Linked DNA regions of Homo sapiens: region 2 is linked to region 1. A link is a loop called in an ENCODE intact Hi-C map of the cell type or tissue named here. Cell type or tissue: endothelial cell of umbilical vein. All regions are shown on one strand.

Region 1 (8,000 bases):
GAAAAAGCACTGGGTCCTGGAGATCCCAGCAAAAGAGTGGACAGAGGAAGCCTATGCCTGTTAACGGAGGAGGCGGCGGGCTACATGCTTCTGCAGAACAATAGGAAAACAAGCCCTGTCGGCAGGAGCCAGGCCTTTCATCTGGCAGGGGGCAGGTGAGGGAGGAGGCTGCGTCCCAGGCTCAGAAGCTTCCACTTTCTGCCTTCCTTGAGGTGGTGTCTTGCTCCCAAGGGACCCAGGAAGATGAGAATTTCACAGGGAAGGAACTCAGAGCTGGCAAAGAAGGAGGGTGTGGGGCACAGACAGGGCAGGCAGGAGGCTTCAGGCAGCAAGCCCAGCCCAGGCCGCACGGACACCCTCGCAGATGGAGCATGCAGAGACCAGACCACGTCCACACAGAACCCAACCTGGCACGGTGGTCTGGGCTTTGTAGCCCCCCAGAGTCCCTGCTGCTCCAGGCCTGCAGGGTCTGCCTCAGCCGCCCCCTTGAAGTGAGCACCCTTCACCCTGGGGCCTGGCCCTATGTGGGGCCGGCGGGCAGGTGGGACCGGAGGCAGGTCTGGAGCCCCAGCCTCTGTCCTGTGCTCTCCACACCTCGTGCTTCTGCACAGGGCTCGGCAGGGTCCAAAGGATTCCAGTGTGGTCTGTCAGGCGCGTTGTCTGGGTCAGGGCCCCCAGCACACTTTTAGTTTGATTTGTAACTTTAAACGTTTGAACACAGGGCACATGGGCTTCTCTTTCCCTGGCCCGCACAGTATCTGGAAGGTCAGCTCAGAGTCCGGCACAATCATTCTCTATGAGAACTTTGTGGTCAGACAATATGGCTCAAAGGCAGCCTCCTGCCGTGTGGGCGCTCACCGAGCTGCCCTGACCTCGGTTCCCTAACCTGGAAAACGGCAGAGAGACCCTGCAGAGACGTGCCCTGACCTCGGTTCCCTAACCTGGAAAACGGCAGAGAGACCCTGCAGAGACGTGCCCTGACCTCGGTTCCCTAACCTGGAAAACGGCAGAGAGACCCTGCAGAGACGTGGGGCAGGAGTCACAGGCGACGCAGAGCCCGATGGGCCGCGGCACTGGGCTGGGTTGGGCAGTGCCCCCGAATTCATTTCCCTGGAGCCTCAGGATGTCACTGTAGTCGGAGAGAGGGTCTTTGCAGATATGGCCAAGTTAAGGTGAGGTCATTAGGATGGGTCTGGTCCAACGGCTGGTGTCCTTAGGGGAAGAGGGAAATTTGAACATAGACACGGGGAAACGCCACGTGAAGACGGAGGCTGGGGCTGGGGGGCAGCGTCTGCAGGCCGAGGAAGGAGTCGCCAGGAGGGCTGCAGGGCCGAGTCTCCCCGGATTCTTTGGAGGGGCCGCGCCTGGCCCGCCCGGCCTTGGCTCTCAGACATCCGGGCTCTAGGACCGTGGGAGGCCGCATCCCTGCTGGTCCAGCCGCTGGGTTTCTGGGGCTTCGTTTCAGCAGCTCGGCATGTAAGAGCCGCAGCTCCTCTTCACTGCCCACCCTCAGGCTATGTGGAAACCCCACTCTCTTAGGACTAGGCAGACCCTTTGCTTTCTAAACTAGCGAGAACGCCATTCCCTGGGTCTGGCAGCTCCCCTGCACTGTGCCGACACCCAACGCTCACTCAAGGTCCGGGCCAGCTCGTCCTCACTGTGCCGTGGAGACCCCTGGACCTGCCAGGTCCCACAGCCGCTTACCGGCCAAGTCGGTGGAGACCAGAGACCATCGCTGCTGTTTGTGCCTCACACGGTTTTGAATCTCCAGGGACCAAGTGACTTCCGGGAAGGTGCGGTGAGATCTGGACTCACTGCTGATTCCCTGAGATGTGGGCCGAGGTTCAGCTGCTCCTTGAACCTGTGAGGTACAGGCCAGGGGTGAATGTGAGTTGGCCAGAAACAGTTCCCCGAGGATACCAAAAAGCTAGTAATAAAATGAAAATAAGTGCAGCTGGCAGCTCCTAGGTGCCACCCTGCCCTGACCCAGTTCCCTTGGCCTCAGCAGCACCCTGGAGGATGGGAAAAGGCTGGCAGCGTGATGGGGAGGCCCCGGAATCCCCTTCTGCATCAGGCCTGCTCCTGCCAAGCACGCACCCGCACCCCACAGCCTGGGGGCAGGCAGGCCTGGGCTGCATTAACCCTGTTACCCAGGGGACCCCCGGGCACTCTCCTGGGTGGAGCCCACGGGGCACTTGACTTGGTTTTTGCAAAAAGACCTGCCAGTCTCTGCGTTGGCTCCTCCCTTTCACTCTCTCCTCTGGGTACATCTCCAGGCCAGGGGGTCCCAACTCCAGAGAGCACGGGGCAGTAAGAGGGCAAGTGTGGGGACGGCGTGAGTCCACTGTGCAGGTCGGAGGTGGCCCCAGCCTGAGGAATACTGCGCACCCTCCCTAGCAAGGACCACAGTGTGGTATGTTTGCTCGGCTCCAGAAAACATAAATCAAATCCAAGAGGAGGAAGACCTGAGTGGTATTTACCGCTCAAACCCGATCTTTTTTGAACTCAGCTGCCTCCCTCACTGAACGGGGATTGTGCGGTCAGCCTGGGTGCAAGCCAGGGTCAGCAGACATACATCCCTGCCCACAGTGCCCTGCAGTTGAGCGTGAAATTCCACCACAGCTTCCCGGGGCCTGGTTGGTCGGGAAGACTCACATCCCGGCCTCTCTTCCTGTCGTAAAATCACCCCTGCGTGGTGTTGGCATATTTGCTGTCCAGCTCAGCAGGGGCGGGCCCCTGGAGCTGCCACGGATCAGCCACCTGCCCCTCCAGGCCTCCTAGCTCAACAGGTTGTGGGTGCCACTGGGACTCATAGCTCCCGGGACACTGGGGCTACCCGTGCCTACTTGGACAAAGCTGTTAAAAGCCCAAGCCCCCACGGCTGCTCCGGCTCAACGTGGGCTCCCTCGTGTCAGCCCTGCTGATGCTGACCTGGCTTTATTTCCATCAACAGACCCAACACCCAATCACAACACAGTGAAAGAAGAGCTGGCGAGGAAAACCGTGTTTGCTTGCACCAATGTCCTGGACTTCTTCGCTGAAACCTAAGTGGACGCTGAGGAGAACGCCCCCCACGTCCTCAGGGACCGAGCCACTTCCAGGCCTCGCCAAGAAGAAGGGCTGCTTTCCACAGGTTTCTTTTGTGGAAATGCCCTGTCCAGCCTTGAGACTCACGCAGGGAGTGTGCGAGTGTGTGCCCGGGGAGTGTTCATACCCCTCCGGCTTCAGAAAACAAAGAAAAATCACCTTTACCTACTGCTTTTGGTGTTCAGGCATATCTGAAATTCATTGTTATGATTATGATGGGTTGGAGAGGTCATCGTTTCAGGATATGACAGAGTTTAGTAACACAGACCATGAGGTTCTCTCAGCTTTGTGGGACTCAAGGGTGCCACACTGCCATGTGTTTGAAGGCTACCGCGAGGTCCCCGGAGCTCAGGAAGAACCGCGTCCCTCTGGGGAGGAAATGCAATTTGCTCTTGCTTAGGGGCCTGTGTTCGTACCCACATATCACAGGGACACGGTGGGGCTGTGAGGCAAGGGCACATTTCACGCAAGAGATGCACCACGACCGTGAACCAGCAGCGGACGCAGGACGTGCGCCAAGACAAACACGGCCCAGGCTGCCGGGCAGTCTGCCCAGGGCAAAGCCTGATTACCAGATGGGGCCAGGAGGAAACGGGCGGACCCGGCTGCTGTCCCGTGGGCCTGGTCATCGTCCACAGTGCAGCCAGGGCTCGCCCGTACACTCCGTGCATATTGTCTGGAATTCACTTCTGGCTGCTACTAAAGCGGGGTCGCCGTTTATCCGCACGGAGGAAGGCCATGAGAAGCCACACATCAGTGTGGATTTACATCCCACGTTCCCTAAAGGAGACAGCGCGGAGCGCTTGAGGCCAGGACAGGCACCCGCACACAGCCCGTCTGCCGGCCTCGCTTCCTCCAAGGGGGTGCCGGCCTGACCCCGTTCTCTTCCAGGCTGCTGAGACCAGCATCCGAGCCAGCCCAGGCCATAAACAAAGCCACAGCCAAAGGTGCTTCAGCAGCAGATGCCCATCCCCCAGCTTGGGACTGCAAGCCTGGGGTCAAGGTGCCAGCAGAGGAGGGTCCACTGAGGCCTCTTCCTGGCTCACAGAGGCACCTTCTCACTGAGCTTGGCAAGGCCGAGGAGGAAGCCAGCACTCCCTTTTCTCTTCTTGCAGGGACACCTGTGCCATCCTGAGGCCTCCACCCACAGGACTCCATCCAACCTCAGCACCTCCCAAAGACCCCACCCTAACACCGTCACAGGGGGCTTAGGACTTCAGTGCATGGATCCTGGGGGATCCATTTCAGTCCACAGCAGCCATAAGCCAAAGACTTCCTTCCGAATTCTTACCTGGTTAAGCGAGAGGCTCCTCTGGGCGTTGTTGCTGCCCTAATGGGGCTGGTGGGCCACAGACGGCAACAGGCCAGGTAGCAGGATCCCCAGGTCCAGCAGTCCTCGCCGCATCTGCTGCTCCAGCAGCTCCTCCACTCTTCCTAGGGCCTGAGCCTACGCTGTGAGGGACCTCGCATGCAAAACAGAGGAGGTTGTAGGGGGTTGTGGGGGGCGGGGACGAGGGATCTTTGTGATCAGAGTAGAAGACGGGCAGGTGAGGAGTTAAATAGGCCGCCAACCAGAGGCAGGTGTGAGCAGTTAAACAGGCCCAACCAGAGGCAGGTGTGAGCAGTTAAACAGGCCCAACCAGAGGCAGGTGTGAGCGTCACCTGCTGCTGAACACCTGCTGTGAGCCTTGGGAGCCCCAGACAGGGTCCCTGACTCTGTAGCTGGTGTTCCCCTCCCTCCCCCGCGAGTCCTACAAACCAGGCTTAATTCCAGTGAGTGTTTGTGCTCAAACCTCCCCATTTGCCTCAGAAGAAGGAGGGAGTCGCGAGCCCAGAGGACAAGGAGAGCTCAGGGGTCCGCATCAGAATTAATGAAGGCTTGGGGGCCTCCATTCACTCCCTCAACAAACACTGAGTACTTTAGGAAAAGGCCTCATGCTTGATGTGTGGATCTGAGAGTGTTTTATATTTTTCTCAGGTTTCTAAGTATCGTTTCAAAACCTCACACAAAATTTTTTAGGCTAAAGTTTCAGGAGTTGCCAAATTACAGCACAAGCAAATTCCAAACATACCGGTGGAAAATAACCCACAGAGGTAGATGTTCTCTTTAGAGCTGAGATCAGAAATTGCTCTGCTGTAAAACTTCAACCACAAATAATAACGTCGCTGTTAAAAATAAGCATCATTATCTATGGAGTCTGAGAGGGGAACGCTGAGAGGAAGGGTCGGCCAGCCGTGTGCAGCAGGACCAGGAGGCCCTGCGAGCCCCAGATCACGTCTACCGCGCGTGTGTGCACTGATCCACCCACACAGGCGTTCAGGGCCCTACCTGGCCAATCGCGTGAAAGGCTGGCTCAGAAGGCGGTAAACTCTGTCAGGTCAAAATGAGTAATAACATTTCTAAAGCGACAAGGCTACAAAGGAAGCTGGACTCACCGGATCCCGGGAGGTTTGCGAGGCCCAGCGAAGGGCGTGGGCTGGGAGGCCCCATGAAGGAGTCATGGAGCCAATACGGGGCTCACCACCCCGCAAGCGGCGCCCCGGAGCCCCTGCTGGTCCCAAATCTCTGACCTCAACCCTCAGTTCTTGTCCTCTGACCTGAGACTCTGACCAGAAACCATGAGTGCGTGACCTCAGGCAGCCTGAGAGGTAATTCCACAGCTTCTAGTTGGGTGAGCACATCCCCTTAGCAGGGTCAGAAAGTCCCGGAAGGGAGACAGGGGTGTAGACAGCCAGAGAAGAAAATTCTCTGGCTGATTTGGTAATCGGTCAACTGGACTTGAAGCAATGAGCTTTGTAAGAGTTTTGATATTTTAATTTTTAAAGGCATCTGAAGTTTATGAGCATCTGAAGTATAAATTTGTGAGCTTATCAAAATGCTTAAGAATTTTAAAGTTTTAAAAAGATTAAGCTTTTCATCAGTGTTTAAATACTTAAGGCAATGGTTCCCAGTCAGGGGTAACCTTGGTACTGTGGGGAGATAATTTTTATTGTCACAACTGGGAGGTGCTGCTGGCCTCTTAAGACCCTGTTGTAGGACAGCCTCCATAACAAAGAATTACCCGCTCAAAACATCCACAGTGCTGGGGCTGAGAAACTCGGATTTAAGGAAGTCACCTTTGAGTCAAGCAGCCTGTTTGTAAATATTGTCTAATTGCCTGAGAAGATCTTATTCATTAGATTTACAGTTTTCCCTTGCTAGGGGTTTGAAGTACTTACGAAAATCAGATATGTTAAATTTATGATGATGGTTTGAAAAACAACGTCTGAAGAAATTTTATCAAATAACTGGTCCAAAATACGTATTTAAATTTAATCTGCAAAATGTATACACTGAGTATTAAAGAAACAGGAAATGTGTGTTTTTAGTCTTCACATCAAAATTGCTCTATTAATGAACAAATAAAAGATTAAGTTACACCTGCAGGCTTAAGAGAAATGGTTTTACAATGTACACTTGATGCACGTCACTAAAATAAGCAAAAGCCTTTGCAGGAGAGCAGGCAAGGCAGCCCTTTGTCGCAGAGCTGGAAAGAGGACGTCTGCAGGGCACAGTTTGCGCTGCTGACCCCGCGAGGCAAGGGCAGTGGCAGCCGCCTCTAAAAGCTTGTGTGGGAGCAGCACGGGGGAATGCAGAGCACATGCAGAACCGGTGCCCCATGAGCACGACTCATGGCGATCCTCAGTGTCTTGACAATACCTTTGGGGAAGCTGCTGAGAGTGGGGCAGGAGCAAGGGGACAGCAGCACCCCTCCCTGTGTGGGCCCCCAGGATGTCCTTGGGAGGACACATAGTGGCCAGAGCCAGCCTGAGCTTGAATTTTCACCAGCCCTGTGACCCCAACCCTGTCCACTCACCAGACCTTGCTTTAGCCCCAAAAGCTGGGCGTCATTGTCTGGACTTCATGGTGGAGGACAGTGAGCCCACTGACCTATCCATCCTCACCCCACCGCTGACGTGTCCAGCTGGCGAAGGCAGATCTGTTCTATTCTGGCCCGAATCTCTTCCCATGCTAGGCTGTGTAAGATTGGGGGTGTCAAAAATCAACAACCATTCTCATTCTCTTGGGATCTCCCCGGAGCCTTTGGCCAGACACCAGGAGGCACTAGAGGGTTTAAGAATTTGCAAGACAGTTGACTCCCTTGGTCACACTGGGGTTCAGCCAGGCCTAGAATCCTGTGGGGGATCTCCCCCAGCAAGGCCTTTTACTTTCAGCACTGACTCTGATGGTTGTAGATAATTAAATCTTGCTACTTCAGGGAGGTAACTGGTGCCAGAATATTCCCTTGCTATAACGCAGTTCACCTGCAATGCTGAACCCAACATCTTTCAAAATTTCAATTCACATTTGCAGAATTAAAATCTTCAAAAGAAATATAAAATGTGAAGATACATAAAGTATTATCCAAAAAGAGAGAGAGAGTCATTGCTGCTATTCAGATATCAAGGTGTAATAAGCCTTTCAGCATTTCACAAAAGATAGGAACAGATGCCATTGTAATTCTTGTTCAGGAGGGCACAAGGACCAGCGCCCAGCTCTGTGACCAGAAGTGGGTTAAATTTCCACCCACTCTACAATAAGCACACAATAAGTATTTATTATATGTCTAATACATGTAATGGATATTAGGGATTTTTAGTAAATCCCTAATTAAGTTAAGTATTTATGAAGGGTAATGATTTCAGAGCAACAGTGATAGAAGAGTGTTTCCCAATCATTATCTCCCTGAAGAAAGGAAAACTCTTTATGGTCCTTGTAATGGACACCAGGGGTGAGAAAAGTGAAGAGGGGATCAGAAGAGAGAGGAGAATCCATCATAGTTAATGTTAATGAGGACCAGGACAGAGGGGGCCACAGACCTGGAAAGGAGGTGGCTTCCATGTGTTACTGCTTCCCTATCAGCCGTGATTTC
Region 2 (8,000 bases), 82 kb after region 1:
TAAACACATTTGTGCTATCAAAATGTTAAGTTCAGACCCATTTATTTGAGAGCATTGAAATAATTTATTTATGGAAATGTATTTGTATTGTTTGCCTTTGAAAAAGTTTTGATGTAGTTGACAAAAAAATAGACAATGCAAATGGGAATTCAGAAGGAAATGGGTAAGGGAAATATGGGAGAAATTGGCTTTTTAAAAAATAGAAAATCAACATAATCCTTATAATCATAAATCAAATTTGGCTTTGAGCTCCCTAGCAGCCAAGGCAAAAATGTAAACATGGTTTATCACAAAACATTTAGTTTCTATTTCTCAGGAAAAGAAAATATATTCTTAACACTAATTTTCAAGAGAAATCTCTCACATGGTACAAATATAGGGGCATTAGGTGCTTCACTAAAGCACAATTTTCTCAACAACCATTTTAAAGTAAATTAAAAACTTGAACTTACATGGCTGTGTTTGAAGAAAACTGCTGTTAAAGTTCAGGAAATAATACTCAAGTACAACCATTGAAAGAAATTCCAGACTGGGTGTGATCGTGAATTTTGTGTCACCTTGGTGGGCCATTATGCCACCAAGTTGTTGTTTGGTCAAACACCAGTCCAGTTGCTGCTGTGGATGCATTTGCAGATGTGATTGACAACTACAATCAATTGACTTTGAGTAAAGCAGATTCCCCTCCATATGCAGGTGGGCCGTGTCCAATCAGTTGAAGGAGTAAAACCTGAGTAAAAGTAAAACTTAGGTTTCCCAGAGGAGCTCTGCCTCAAGACCATAATACAGAAGCCCGCCTGACTCCAGCCTCCCTGCAGATTTCAGATATGCCAGCCCCCACAACCACATGAGCCAATTTTTAAAAACAAATTCTTTGAACTGTGTATCCGGTTGGTTCTGTTTCTCTGGAGAACCCTGACTGATAGGCTGGTTGTTCAGAGATTCAGCTTCCAAAAGACCAAACCCAAGGCCTCAGCACAGGATGCCTGGGGTGTGCTGGAAGGCACCTCCGTCAGCACAAGCCACCCTTGCTGAGCACCTTTCCCCGCGGCCAGGCCTTAAGCACAAGCCACAGAACAGGCAAGCTTTGAGGGGCAGGGGTTCTAATCAGGCTACACACCTGCACCTCTCAGTGACCAGAAGCCATGAGATCATGCAAGTAAAAAGCGGGTGAGTGGCCACGGCCCCACTCTCCACCCTCAGGGAATGACCAGCAAGAACCCAAAGCCCTGGGATGCAGTCAGGATGCTCCAGGGAGGCAGCTGTGGGCTGGTCCCAGCACCAGGATGAGAACCGGACCCCACCGATGCCACCCTCACCTGGATGACTTTCAGAATAGGTTCATCGTGGCCGTGAATGACATTTTCCCACATCATCACCCAGAAAGAGTTCCCAGCAATACATACCCCTGGGCAGCTAAACAAGCTGACCTATTGCCATTACTTATCTTTGAACAACTACCTGCTTCCAAAGCCAACATGGGCCCAGGGCAGCCCTGTGGTCACTGGGGCAGGCAGCTACCCAGACTGCCCGAATCCATGGCGCCCTGGGCTTTACATTTCATAAATATTTTCAACATTATCTCCTATTCCTATGGTCAGAATAGAGAGTAGACAAAGCGAATTCTAAAAGCATAAAACTGAATCACATGATTTTAGCCCAACGTGTTATTCATTTGCTTTCAACCCATCAGAGCAGGTTCAAAGCAGACCTGGCTGGTCCTTAAAACGGCCCAAATCCATGTGTGGGGTTGTACCCCAACACCAAGCACACCGACGGGGCCCAGCGCTGCCGGGGCGCATGCTCACTGCAGCTGAGACGTGAGTGGATTTCCCATGAGGAGGTGCTGAAACCTTCTCTCCCCCACACACTCCTCCAATTATCCCTTCACAGGGCCTGATTCCCATGGGAACTGAGGGCTCCCTCAGGGAAACTGCCGGCCTTTCTGTAGTTAGCATTCAGACACACGACCCAAGAGAAGGATAGAGACAGAATGCAAAAAGGGGAGAAGGAACCCTGGAGCAGGAGGGATCCTGGAGAGCCCCATCAGACAGGGCAATGAGCCCAGATCCAGCAAAGAGCAGCCGCGCCCGAGCTCAGGGGGTGTGGGAGCTGTCCCAGAGCTGCCCTACAAAGTGTGCATGCTCCAGGGCACGTGTGTGCACACACATGCACACATACACAAGCAACATATGCACACATGTATACACATGTGCACAACACACATGCCAACACACCTACACACAAATGGACACATGTATACACACATGCCAACACACCTACACACAAATCCACACATGTATACATGCATGCCAACACACCACACAAATGGACACACATATACACGCATGCCACAAATGGACACACGTATACACACATGCCAACACACCTACACACAAATGGACACACGTATACACGCATGCCAACACACCTACACGCAAATGGACACACGTATACACACATGCCAACACACCTACACACAAATCCACACATGTATACACATGCCAACACACCTACACACAAATCCACACATGTGTACACATATGCCAACACACCTACACACAAATCCACACATGTGTGCACACATGCCAACACACCTACACACAAATCCACACATGTATATACACATGCTAACATATGCACACACCTGCATACAGATGCACACACACATGCACACACCTTCACACACATGCATATGCACAAACCACACACATGCAGATAGACATACATGCACACATGGGTACACATGCACACACCACATATACAAATGCACAAACCAAGCATGTGCACATATCTACACACATGCACACACCCACACACGTGCACATGCACATATACACACATGGCTGTGTGTGTACTGCAAGAAATATTTTTATAACATCTAAACCTTGGAGTTCAAGAAGCCCGAGCAGCCCCCCATGGGGTCCTCCTCCCTGGGAGCCTCTCTTCATTTTGGAAGAGATGGACAAGGGCCGGTACTGTGCAGAGTAAGAACATCAGTCAGCAGAATATGCTAGGAGGGCTCACACCTCCGGGGGAACTAGGCCCAGAGCAGCAGGGCCTACAGAGTAGCTAAGTCCCCAGGCAGGGGTGTGGCTCAGACACAGAGGCTCATGGCAGCGGCCCTGCTCTGATGGCAGAGATACTCAGGGATCACAGGGAATGTGACCTCCTTGCCACATGTGTCAGCCTTGGGAATGTGGGAACAGATTTACTCCAGTCCCTCTCCTTCCCACCTGCAAGAGCTTGTGGAGGTCCTAGAGCTCTGTGACTTTTGAGGAATATCAGGAGGAAAAGTGGGAGCTGAGGCCAGCAGAGGAAGAGCCAGAGGCTCTGCTGAGCAGCGAGGGGGAGATGGGCAAGGCTGTCCTGGCCTCACTACTGCAAGGCGAGGCGGATGCCCGGAAGGGGAGGGCTGGGCCATGCGAGAGCCGGCGGGAGGCAGCCGGGGAGCAGGGCCTACAGACTTCGGGTGGTGGCAAGGGCCCCAGAAGCTACCTCCTGAGTCATAGGGCACTGAGCCCCCAAAAGGAGCTCCCAAAGCTCTTTCTGGGTCAGTACCTGGAGCAGGGCAGGCCTGCAAACAAGGAAACCTGATGTCAGACGCAGGACAGCTATGAGGAGGAAAAGCTGCTGCAAAGGAAACACAAAAATGTTTCTAACAAGAAGCGAGAGTGAGCGGAAATCAGCCTCAGGAAGGACCCATTGTTATTTAAGATCTACGCAGTCGTACAAGCCAATTTGATGTGATGTTTGTGGTAGCTGAGTCATAACCTCCCCCGGGATATGGCCACATCCTAATCCCCAGAACCTAGGATTCTGTGACCTGTGAGGCAAAAGGGACTTTGCAAATGAGATTAAGTTAAGAACCTTGAGACAGGAAATTATCCCGGATTACCCTGGGCCCAGTTTACACTGGGTAATCACCAGGGTCCCTGTAAGAGGGAGGCGTCAGAGGGAAGGCCCCACGGTGGCGGAAGCGGAGGCTGGAGCCACGGGCTTTGAAGACAAATGGGCCAGGCCCCTGGAAGCTGGAAAACAAGGAAACGCACACTGCTGTGGGGCCTCCAGCAGGAACCAGCCCACCAGCACCTTGACTTTGCCCAGTGAAACTGAGGCTGGACTTGTGCTCTCCAGAACCGTAAGATAATATGTTTGTGTTGTTTTAAGCCACTGCATGTGCGGTAACTTTTTACAGCACCAACAGGTAACTGATACAGAGTCCTCATCGCTTTATTTTACTGAATAGTTAAAAAGCCTCAAATGAATTTGTCAGTCCACATTCCACCTTAGTCACCTAGTGTTACTTTTTAAGATTTTATTCTTTATAACTACACATTTTTCTATTGCAAAAGTTTTTAGAAACCTATGCCATAAAATTCAGAAAGACTGAGCTCCTTCCTCATCCTTCCCAGAGATAAGTCTCCATGCGCACAGGGTCCCCGTCCTTCACCATAAAAATGGAGAACTACTGGCAAAACAAACCTCTGGTGGTATCGTTATTCCAGGCTTCCAGGGAGAAGGCAAAACAGCCTGGGCTGGAGTTACTCACATCTGCATACAGCAAACTTAGTCCCAAAGCCGCTGGAGAGGTGTGTGCGCAACCCTTGTCTCGGCGGACAGTATTTTCTCTCTTGCACTTTGGAAAGGACTTGGGTCCACTGTGGGCTATTCCCTCCGACATCTGTGTCCTGCCCTATGCTCTGGGCATGGGTGGAGCTGGAGCTCCTGCACACAGCCCGGCGGCTCTCCGGCCTCCTCCCCATTGCCAGGGCCTCACGTGCACTAGTGACCCTCCTCGCATTCCCACAGGCACACGCCCTAGAGGAACGAGCCCCTAGCCAGGTTCCCACCAATGGTCGGTTCCATAATGGGCACATTCTCCAGTGGTTGCAGGGCTTGCTGTGTCTGAAACACCAGCAGATCCTCATTCAAGGAGTATGGGGCAGGGGAAGGAACAGGCTTGAAGGAGAGGAGGATGAGCTCAGAATTGGACATTTTAAGTTTGAGTTATTATGTGTTATCTAAGCAGAGAAATCCCGCACTCTTAGATACCATTGGATCTCAAGACAGAGAGCTGGGGAAAATATATAGACTTGGGAGCCATTAGCATTGAGTTCTCAATTAGAGTCCTAGGAATAAATGTGATAACCAGGACGAAAGTGTAGGCAGGGGACAAGGCGGTCAAGGATGGGATTTGGGGAAATGCCAACATTAAGGCCCAAGAAAAGCGTCAGGTAAACAGAGTGAAAATTCTACAGGAAGAATGACCCAGTGTCTTCAGTTAAAATGCACTTCACAGGGGTAGGAAACGGCTGAAGACTGAGGACTTTCAGAGATGTGCCGTCCGGAGGCCAGCTGGGTGTGCTCAGAGTCCAACGCAAGCACGCTGCACATCCTTGGTCAAAAAACCTTCAGAGGCCACCAGAGAAAGTGAACACGGACTGGGTATTGGATGACATTAGGGAATCATCACTAACTGTCAGGTGAAATGACTACACTGCGGTGATGTGAAGAAGAGAACCCATTTGCTAGAGACACGAAATAGGTGGAAGAGATGACATGTTGTCTGTGATTTATTTTAAAGCATGTGGGGACACAGCTGGAGGCAGGGTAGCAGGATGTGGCTGATTTTTCAGCCTGGACGATGGATTCGCTCTCCTTCTCTCTTTACATTTAGATGTGCGTGAGAATTTTTAAGATAAAGGATTTTAAAAGAGCAGATTTACTGTCACCCCTGCAACTGAGGCTGTGTGGCCTCTAAAGTCCACAGTCCGTGGTTTCTAACAGGATTTGTGGTCTCCAGTTCTTCTTCTCCAGGAAGACAGCCCATCCTGTTTCCCCAGCACTCCATTCTTCCATTTAAGGGGTGCAGACAGCAGCCCTGAGCTCAGCATCCCGTGGCCCCTGCACAGACACTGGCACCTCCATGCAGGCTCCTCCCCAGCCTTGAGATGCACAAAGCCAATTTGAGGCTGCAGCTCGGAGATAGCATCGGCCCAAGTGGACAGGCGGAGAGCCAGCCTCTCACCGCTCCTTAAGGCGCCTCTGCACCCTTCATCTGCCCAGGTGGACAGGTGGAGAGCCAGCCTCCCGCCACTCCTGACGGAACCTCCACTCCCTTGACCTGCCCACGTGGACAGGCGGAGAGCCAGCCTCCCCCAACTCCTGAAGGGACCTCCATGCCCTTGACCCCGTGTCCTGAGAGCTGGAGCACAACGGCCACCATGACTGTTACGACCTAAAAAGAATGACGCTGCATTTTGCCAGAGGTTTGCAAACAAAAGTGAGAGTCGGAGGAATGTGGGAGAAGAGAAGGAGGAATGAAAACCAGGGCAAGAAGGTCAAGATGGAAACCTGTGGCTCCGTGACAAACGTCTTTGAACGAGCTCAGCTGTGCCTTTCTAGGCCCACGATCAATAGGCAGCCGTTTGAACGGCCATTGATGAGCAAAGGTAACAGCTGCTGAATGTGGTGGCCAAGCGGGCCTGTGGGTTTGGGGTGCTGCCGGCTGCTGTTTGGGAGATTTGTTACACATGACAAGTGACACGCAGGGCCCTGTGTGGCCAACAGAACAGGCTGCCCTTGGGCGTGGCTGCAGAGCTTCGTGTGGAGCTCCGGCAGTGCCTGTCCTGAAACCAACTGAAGGTTTTTAAACACCAACCACCATTGCTGAGAAGCCGGAGCTTCGTTCTCACTACACCCAGATAGTGGTGGAAGGAGAGGCCAAAATAGTTCTGTGAAGATGGGCACTCAGGCCAGCCTCATTCTGCCCAAGAAGGGATTCTCCATGAAAGGTGAGGCAAGAAGACTTAGATCCCTTAATAACCACCGGCTAAACATGAATCAAAAGTGTTTATGCGATTGAGTTTCGAGGTGAAAGGGGGGCAATGGTATTCATGCAGCCAGAAACCTTATCTGGAAGAGAATAATGAAGAAGACAAAATGGCCGGGCACAGTGGCTCACGCCTGTTTTCCCAGTACTTTGGGAGGCTGAGGCAGGCAGATCGCCTGAGGTCAGGAGTTCCAGACCAGCTTTACCAACATGGAGAAACCCCGTCTCTACTAAAAATACAAAATTAGCCGGGTGTGGTGGCACATGCCTGTATTCCCAGCTACTAGAGAGGCTAAGGCAGGAGAATTGCTTGAACCCGGGAGGCGGAGGTTGCCATGAGCTGAGATCGTGCCATTGCACTCCAGCCTGGGCCACAAGAGCGAAACTCTGTCTCAAAAAAAAAAAAATAATAAGTTGTAAGCTTTTGTATTGTATCCACTTGGTATTTCTACTTTTGTTAAATTGGGGGAAATACTAACATTCTCAACCTATTTGTGGGTTGCCTTCAGAATTCTGAAAGTTGGGAGTCCCCGAGCAGTGCCAATGAGTGTTGTGCCTGCAGAGGAAGTCCCATCCCTCCCGCAAGCAGCTGTCTCTAACAAACCCTGCCCAGCTGTTTCCCTGCGTTGCAGACACTACAGGTGATGGGCAGAGGGTCAGGCTCCAGAGGGGAGACCACGCCAACAGGGTGAGTGCAACAGGACCCCAGGACCAGCAGCCGAGGGATCCAGCATGGTCTTTAGTGCAGCCTCCTGCTTCTGTGGATGAAGCCTGCGTGTCAGCCATCTATGGCTCCGAAACAAAGTCACCAAACACTTAGCAGCCTAGTCAACAAATATTGATGATCTCACACCATTTCTGAAAGTCCAGGATCTGGGAATATCTTTGCTGGGTGGTGCTGACTCAGCAGTGAGTTGGCAGCTCAATGAGGCAGACGGAAAGGATGAGGAAAGAGATATCCTAAAGTGACGGCAGCTCCTCACTGTCATTATGTTCCATCAAGTCACTGCCAACATTGAGTCAGTGAGTCCCGAACCATCACTCCTCTGGTGAATCTCCTGAAAGCCTCTGGTCCCATTCTCATCAGCCAATCAATACATAAGCTTGTTTTATGTGTGTTTCTGTTAAAAGACACCTGATTTAATATGGGTTGTTAACACTTGTACTA

The links. Hi-C counts contacts between places; a loop is a spot of excess contacts. Peaks named below come from ENCODE experiments on the same cell type or tissue, not always from the same donor. Only the 100,000 strongest peaks of a DNase experiment are listed, where the experiment ranks them.
Region 2: a loop joins it to region 1, with 7 times the contacts of the local background. A loop is called at or near these places in 2 of 110 quality-filtered maps.

What each region holds. Positions count from the first base shown.
Region 1 is chr6:169,930,189-169,938,188 of GRCh38, reverse strand. It overlaps LOC107986674 (a long non-coding RNA gene), which reads right to left and starts at 4,546. Exons shown (of 5, transcript XR_001744483.2): 1 at 4,379-4,546; 2 at 1,705-1,861. In endothelial cell of umbilical vein, a CTCF peak has its summit at 7,181 (motif pointing right); DNase peaks (open chromatin) are centred at 2,618, 2,998 and 3,628; H3K27ac peaks cover 2,446 bases.
Region 2 is chr6:169,847,710-169,855,709 of GRCh38, reverse strand. No RefSeq gene overlaps it. Among named protein-coding and RNA genes, the nearest start is that of LINC00242, 53 kb to the right of the region's middle. In endothelial cell of umbilical vein, no CTCF peak of the experiment used is centred here; a DNase peak (open chromatin) is centred at 3,739; H3K27ac peaks cover 1,714 bases.